Regions from separate parts of the Homo sapiens genome. Here region 2 is linked to region 1. A link is a contact called in ENCODE Hi-C or POLR2A ChIA-PET data. All regions are on one chromosome and are shown on one strand. The core of a region is the stretch at or near the end of the contact, and the rest is flanking DNA. Distances in the headings are between cores, read along the strand shown.

The links. A loop is a pair of places that touch in the nucleus more often than their neighbours do. ChIA-PET counts read pairs that join two places held with the same protein, here RNA polymerase II (POLR2A). Pooled maps may share reads with other maps.
Region 2: a loop to region 1 is called in a pooled map, with 2.5 times the contacts of the local background. The contact joins two enhancer-like sites. A Hi-C loop is called at or near these places in 1 of 168 maps with a recorded cell type or tissue (Right ventricle myocardium inferior) and 8 of 50 pooled maps. POLR2A ChIA-PET finds 5 or more read pairs at or near these places in 2 of 52 experiments (OCI-LY7 and WTC11).

Annotation. Positions count from the first base shown.
Region 1 is chr3:38,520,170-38,524,191 of GRCh38, forward strand. EXOG (exo/endonuclease G) reads left to right here. Exons shown (of 6, transcript NM_005107.4): 6 at 3,732-4,022. Among named protein-coding and RNA genes, the nearest start is that of EXOG, 26 kb to the left of the region's middle. Within about 2 kb of position 1,410, at least 2 of the 41 ENCODE cell types and tissues checked have a DNase peak (open chromatin) inside an H3K27ac peak, as active enhancers do.
Region 2 is chr3:38,614,926-38,618,963 of GRCh38, forward strand. The region is part of intron 5 of SCN5A (sodium voltage-gated channel alpha subunit 5); the gene reads right to left. Among named protein-coding and RNA genes, the nearest start is that of SCN5A, 33 kb to the right of the region's middle. RefSeq lists an enhancer at 35-535. Within about 2 kb of position 1,391, at least 3 of the 41 ENCODE cell types and tissues checked have a DNase peak (open chromatin) inside an H3K27ac peak, as active enhancers do.

The DNA of each region.
Region 1 (4,022 bases), core at 160-2,659:
TTTGTTTTGGGTCTCTTCTGGGTCTGGGTGGCACAGGTGGTGGTGGCAAATTGTCATTTCTGTCTCTTGGATGGAAGGAAACAAGCTCAGGCCAGTATATAAGAAAACTAGCTTCAGGTTGCGAATGAGTGCCAGCTTATGTATTGTATTTTCTAGTTAACTCCCAGTTGACTTCCAATTTTTGCTACAGTCTTGAGTAGAGTTCAGTGCTTCTTGGGAATTTAATAGCAGCAAGGGTTTCCTTTGCAAAATATTTTTATACCTAAATCTTACATGAAAAGGGTTGTTTGCTGACTCACTGATTAACTAGACTTGGTTTATGTTAAGCCTTTGAGTCCTTTGTTACAGACATCATTTGTGCCCAAGTTGCTTTCTCCTCCTGAAACCCCATTGCTGACCTGTAACTAGTCTAATCTTGCTTGATTATACGTTTCCCCCGCCCCCATCCCTCTGTAAAACCATCTTTTGTACCAAATGCCGTTGTATCTTTTGAATGATGTCCACTACAAAATAGCTTTTTACATAGATCTTGTAGATTTTGAAAAATTTTTAACTAACATGTCATTGTATCTTCATAACAATTCTATGAGAGAGGCATTTATAAAATACAAAATAGCAATCCACCCACGGGGATGGCTGTTACGTATTTTGTAAATGAAGAAACAAGAAATGGGTGGACGCGACTTGCAGCTTAGTGGCAAAGCCAGGTTTGACCAGGTCTCTGGGCTTCCAGTCCACCAAACCTCTAGTAGTGTTTAGAAACATTTCTGGAAGTCTCCCAATTTTTCCAAAAGTAGGAAAAATTTATTATGTAGATTGAGTTGTCTTTAAAGAGACAGCTCTAAAATATTTTACGATTGATGTTGTTTTAAAAAATTGTCTTAAATTCAAGGAAGAAACGGTGTGTTTTTCTGAATACCCAACTAGGACCTGTCCCTATATTAGACAGATTAAAGATGTTTGCTTCCTAAGAACAAAGCAGACTGAATCAGAAAAGAGATTAGTGAGTGGCTAAGTTTTTATTTTTCTCCTTAGTTCTAGGGATAGTATTTTACCCCCTTGAAATAGTGTGAGAAGGTCATGGGTAGAAGGATCACACCTGTGATTCCTAATAGGAATTTCTGTTTCCATGAGGTTTCTCAAAAGTAGAATCGAGGTCCTTTAGCAATTGTAAGAGTTTTTAAACACCTATAGAAATGGTACATTTGCATAAAGTAAAGCTGTAGAACTGAAAATGTCCAACGTCTTTACTTTTGGCTGGAATTTTACGAGCCTGATTAGCTCTGCATGGCAGCAATGGGCATGTTAATTATATTTGAAAATTGCCGTTTGTTTGTAGACAAGGAGTCCATGAGGAGAGAAAATCAAGTGAATGTTCTTGAACTGTACTGCAGTGATGGGGAATGTCCACAAGGTGGCGCAAAGACTTTGTTTAACTGCTGGATTCCTAGCTAGCACCTGGAATACTTGAAGCCCCTTTCACCTTCTCCCTCTTTGCAAACTATGGCTCAGCTGCATCTGTGCCCTCAGTTCTGGTCCCCAGCTTCCCCTGAATCCCCTTCGTGCTGTTATTTGGGCTTTGTATTGGTACCTAACCACATTCTACCTGTAGTGAAAGCTGAAGGTCTTGGTTCCCACTCTAGGTGGTAAGTTTCTTGAGTGGAGGCACCAGCTGCATATACTTTAAAGCATATTCTTTTCTGTATTTCCAGCAATGCCAGGCACAGGACCTCTGAGTTGCATTGTTGAATTAACATCTTTTGGTTATTTGTGAGTTAATTGTGGACTTCCATAGGGTTCTCCCTCAGTATATTTTTGGCTTTGAAGAGTATGTTTATCTTCCCAGCTGCATAAATGAATTTTTGGGGTGAAATGGGGATTTTATGTTTGTAGTACATAGTTTCATAGACTTTACACCACACCCCGACCAACCACTTTCAGTAACTTCGAAGACAGTTGGTTATGGAAATCATTCCCGTGCACGGGTCTTCCCTGAAGCTCTGCAATTGGTCTTGGCAGTGGGACCTTCATGTGTGACAGACAGCAGATGGCCATGGAGTTCCCAGGCTGTGTGCCATGTAGGTAGGAGCTTGAAAAAAGCAGAAAAGAAACCTCCTTTGTAGCTGTCGTGTCTCTGTCTTATTTGGGCTCACAAGAAGGAATCTTGCTGCAGGCAGAGCTGTCTGATCAGGAAAGAAAACTGACTCTTACCAGGGAAGGGCCCGGGAGGGGCAGTAATACCAATGAGCATGTTTTAGTTGGATTATGTCAGTTATTGGGGACCATTAAGTAAATAGATGTTGAGTATTTTCTTTTTCAAAAAAGCCTTTTTGTTTTGTTTTGTTTTGTTTTGAGATGGAGTTTCGCTCTTGTTGCCCAGGCTGGAGTGTAGTGTCACAATCTCGGCTAACTGCAACCTCCACCTCCCGGGTTCAAGTGATTCTTTTGCCTCAGCCTCCCGAGTAGCAGGGATTACAGGCATGCGCCACCACGCCCAGCTAATTTTGTATTTTTAGTAGAGATGGGGTTTCTCCATGTTGGTCAGGCTGGTCTCAAACTCCCAACCTCAGGAGATCTGCCTGCCTTGGCCTCCCAAAGTGCTGGGATTACAGGCATGAGCCACCACACCTGGCCCAGATGCCAATTGGAAGGAAATTTGAAAAGGTTTAGTAATAATGTTATTTCATTAATTTCAGCCAAACCACACAACTAATTTATGTTTTCTAGGCCTGACCCTGGCTCTGGCTTCTTCATTGTGTGGATACCTTTCCAAAATGTTTGATATGACAACATATTTAGAAGTTCTTTGATCACAAGCCCAAGGATGTGCAAAACTCAGAGCAAACAGCATTTACATTTATGTAATTTAATTTTAAAAATTAGCCCTAATTGAAGTGATCCTGGAGATGGTAATGTTGACTTGACACCTGGCTGCTTCTCTAAGGGCTATCTGTTTAGTTCCCTAGTGAATTTCATAAACTAAGGCCATGTTTTTATTTCTAGAGCTGGGAGTACCCAAGCCTGCAGTTTTGACCTTTGAATGTTTGGAGCACCAGAAGTTCTGATTATGAGATGAAGAGAAAATGACAGCTTTTCTTGTCTATTAAAAAACCAGGACTCACTCATGGCATTCCTTTGTCCTTTGTCCTACAAACAGAACAGAGACTGTGACCCCTGATCTTTGGGTTGGCATTATTTTATTTTTATTTTTTGAGGTGGAGTCTTGCTCTGTCGGCCAGGCTGGAGTGCAGTGGTGCAATCTCGGCTCACTGCACCCTCTGCCTCCTGGGTTCAAGCAATTCTTCTGCTTCAGCCTCCCAAGTAGCTGGGATTACAGGCGCCTGCCACCACACCCAGCTAATTTTTGTATTTTTTTTTAGTAGAGATGGGGTTTCACCATGTTGGCCAGGCTGGTCTTGAACTCCTGACCTCAAGTGATCTGCCCGCCTTGGCGTCCCAAAGTGCTGGGATTACAGGTATGAGCCACCGTGCCTCACCTGGGGTTATATTATTTTAAAGAATGTGATCAGAATTGACCTGTTAAATACTCTTCTTGTATGTGAATCTCTGAGTCAGTTTATTATTTTTGGCAGTTGAATTTAAATTCATTAGAACAGAGTGGGATGGCTTATAAGTACATTTCAGCAATGCATTAAATAAGTATTTTTCAGAAAAAATTTGCGAACTGTTAGCACAAATTGGCATCACTAATATGGCTGCTTTGTTTTTAGGTGATTGGCGAGGACAACGTGGCAGTCCCCTCACACCTTTATAAGGTAATCCTGGCCCGCAGAAGCTCAGTATCTACCGAACCACTGGCGCTAGGGGCCTTTGTGGTACCCAATGAAGCCATCGGCTTCCAGCCCCAGTTAACTGAATTCCAAGTGAGCCTCCAGGACCTAGAGAAGTTGTCAGGACTGGTGTTTTTTCCTCATTTGGATAGAACTAGTGATATCCGGAATATCTGCTCTGTGGACACCTGTAAGCTCCTGGATTTCCAGGAGTTCACCTTGTACTTGAGT
Region 2 (4,038 bases), core at 141-2,640, 95 kb after region 1:
GAGTAAGAAGGTGGTCTCTGGGGGGCAGGGACCAAGCAGAGCATGAGGACATGCAGTATATGGGCCACATGACCACGAGGACCACAGACAGTGTGTGACCAAGGCCATCAGGACAGTGGCAAGTGACTTGTGACATTTAATCAAAGGCTTTGCATCCAGGGTGTGTGACATTTAACCGAAGGTGTCTGGTATTTAACAAAGGACATTGGACTTGGGATGTCTGATGTTTAACCAAGTGGGTCTGACGTAGGTGTCTGAGTGATGTCAGACAGAGGACGTCAGCCCTGTGGCTCTGGGTGAGTGCAAGGGTGGGCTGGCACTGTTGCCAGACTCACTCTGCTGGGCGGTCTGGACCTCCAGGCCCTTCCAGTCTGCTCCCAGCTTCCCAATTCCCCTTCAGGCTTTGAATATCTACAGGAAAGAACTTGGCCAGCTGAGTCAAGGGGCTTAATGCCCTGGGGTCCACAGGTCTGGCTCTAATTGACACTGGGCTGACACCAGCTTTCTCTATGTCCACTGGAGGAGCCCCTCCATCTTCACATGGCCCTATGCACCATGCTGATCTCTCCTTACTCGCAAAGCCCTACACAGATGGGACGTCAGCAGACACACTGCCAGAGCTTGCTTTCCTCTGATGACACCAGACCCTTTCTGTGGTGTGGCTTCCATTTCGTCTCCTGTATTCACTTCAGCATGTACATCTTTCTCCAGCGTGGCAGTCAGATGCAGTCCCATCATCTGCTGGGGAGCAGAGGTCACTGTGCTTGTTCTGGCTCATATACACCTGTTAATTTGATCCAAGTTCCCTCTCAACTTCTGAGAGCTATTCCATTCTCCACGACGGCTCAGACTCTCAGGGCTCTGTCCAACATTCTTCTCTCGGTCTCTCTCCAGACATGGTGCTGCCACAGGACTTTCTGGCTGAGCCTGGGATATTGCTGACCTTGCCATCCCATGGAAACATGGCTTTGGCCTGCTGGAGGCTCTGGGCCCCTTTTCTGGCTGCTGTTCTACCGGGTGTGGCTAAGGACAGCAGCTCCCCTTGCCTAGGATACTGGTTTCGCGGCTGTCTCTTCTAGTTACAGGGAGTGAGTGGAATACTGTGCAGGTTAGAGAGGGAACCAACCGTCCTTGCTTCAACAGTCCTTGCTTCCCTCCTGTCCCTTACAGACCCAGTCTGTCCCCTGGTGTCTCCATTGAAAACTCTGCCTATCTCTAGCTTATATTCTGCCTGTCTTTGCTTGTCCCAGGGTGGAACCTGCCCCCAGCACAGTGTCCCCAGCACAGACAGTGCTTGGCCTCCATTCATTGTCTGCCTTCTAGGCAGCTGGTGTCCCAAGGTGACAAGGACAGCTTAGTGACAGAATAAGGGAGGACCATATCTGTGCTCCTGGCAGGCTTGCAAAGCCAGCTGAGTGGCTGGAAATAGGAGTGCAGCTGGTGGCCGTGTGTCTGTCTGGGAGAGCAATCATGAGTTAGAGGAAGTCTTAAAAGAGGACTTACAGGGTAAGGGTGTGGAATGTCTGGGGCCATGTTGGTGACTTGGTGTGCTACTGCCTCTTTTATTCTACCCAGATCCCCACTGAGGCCTCTTTTGGGTCCTCTGAGTGTGGCAGGGCTGGAGGAATGCTTGGTATGACACAGGGCCAGTTGCAGAGGTGGCAAGTGTGGGGTCACGTGAGGGGTCAGAGCTTTGCCCCTCTCAGGCTGGCAAAACCCTCCTCCAGGCCAGTCTGCTCCTTCAGTGATGGCTAAGCTGCTGGCCAGAGGCAGACAGCTGGACAGCAGACAGGGGCAGAAAGAGCAAAGGGTGGTGGGTGAGAATCCTATCCCATCACCAGCCCCACTGCAGGGAAGCCTTCTTCCTGCCCCTCCCTTATCTTGAGATGGTGAAGCCCACGCCGTTAGTGACTGCAGGAATTGCCACCCTCCTCTCTGCCCTTCCTCCCTTCCCCTCCAGGTTTGGTTTCCATAACAACCCCAGAAGGTGGGAGGCTATGCTAACTAGCAGGTAATGCCCTTCTGTGAGTGGGGCCACAGGAAGAGCTCTGGCTGAGCCTGGCAGGCTTCCCAGCACCCTGCCCCAGACCCTCCCACAGCCTCTAAATCAGTGGGGTGGAGGATCACCCCAGCAGAAACATCAGACTCGGGGTGCCTCTCCCATCCATCCCATGGTTAGGAGTTGGGAGACTTGGTTTTAGTCTCAGCATTGCTTCTGATTCAGTCTATAACTTTGGGCAAGTGCTAGGTTCTCTGTGAGACTCACTTTCTCCATCTGTGTAATGGAGGTCAGATGGAGGATTCCACTGAATGGAATGTTTCCCTTCACTCAAATCTCCTTTGATCATCCTAGAGTCCCTTGTTACTGAACCATTGCATCTCTAAGAGAATGCATTTCAAAGCCAGAATCCCTGTCAATCAAAGCTGCCAGGCCAGGCCAGCCAAGGGCCCACAGCTGATGTGCCAATGGGTCACACAGCCCTACGGGAAGTGGATGTGCCATTTCTGTGAGATGCTTGGAAACGTGGAGAGTGTCTGAGCTTCTGAGGCCGAGTTCTGCCTTGTCAGCCTCGGCCCTGGCACACAGCAAAGGCAAGCAGGTTTCGGTGAGGAAGGCACACCTGCTTTGTGACTCCCAGTGAAAGAAGCGGTTTGGGAATGAAACCAGGATTCTCCCAGGAGACAGGGCAGGAGGACTTGTTAAGGGTCTGAGGTCGCTCAGAGCATCTCCCAGAGACACAGCCTGAGCCAAAGCTTGGCCCAGGGCAATGACTTTTCCTGGGATCTGGGGCTGCCTCTGTGGTGATACTGTCTTGCCCAGGCTCCAGGTTGGGGAGCTAGGAAAGGCTCAGGCAGACGGTGTATCCTCTCCTGCCCGAAGCCACCTTCCTTCCTGTGACACCCAGCCTCAGGACACTGCTGTGGATTACTGCTTCCCACCCACAGGGCACCCCACGGCCCAGCCTGGCAACCCTACTCCATTCCCAAGTCAGTGCAACCTCCTCGGCTCTGACATGAAAAGTTCTCCCTCTCTCTGAAACCTCAGATGTGCCTCCCCACTCTGTTCTCAGCTGATGATCAAGCTTCTTATTTCACTGAGAAAATAGAAGCAATCAGAAGAGAAATTCCTTTCATTTCATTATCAACTCTTATCAATCTACCTCCATCTCCACCTGAAATTCAGCCTTCCCCACTCTTCAGGTCGATGCTCCCCCTTGGCACTGCATTCCCACCCTCTTGGGCCAGCTCACGGGCTTTGCTCCTGCAATCCCCTTGCTCATCTACATCATCTAGCATTCTCTCTCTACTGGATCATTTTCACCAGCCTGCAAAGACACCCCCCTTCTTTAAAAGCCCTCCCTTGATTGACCCACATTCCGCACTGACCACTACACCATTTTCAGTCCCATTTTATAGCAAGCCCCGCAAAATAGATGTCTGTACTTGCCACACCTCCTCTCTTCCCACTCTCTCTTGAACCCTCCTTAACCAAGTGCATGTCCTTTTCCTCCACTGGAACCTCTCTTGTCAAGGGCACCAGTGACCTTCCCCCTCTGTCAAATCCAATAGTCCATTCTTAGTCGTCACCTTCCCCAACCTCCCGGTGGCGGGTTTCCAGCGGAATCACATTCCTTCCCAGACACTGCTCTCTCCTGATTTGCCTCTGCCCTCCAGCCTTCTCTCTTGGCCTCCAGATGAGATGTTGGGGCATCCCACAGTACATTCAGGCTACAGGCTACACTCATGCCTAGGTGATCTCATCTGGTCTCCTGGCTTTAAATACCATCTGTATCCCCATAGCTTCTAAATTTATACTTCCACCTTGGAGCTCTTTCTTGAACCCTAGACTGGAATATCCAGTTGCCTACTCAATATCTCACCCTGGGTGCTTTCAAATGTCATACATCCCAAACTGGACTTTTGATTTTCTTCCTACTTCAGCCAGTGTCGCTCTCTCCAATTTTCCATTTCAACCAATGGGAACACCGTCCACCTAGCAGCTGCTCAAACCAAAAACCACCTTGGGGGGCCTCCTGT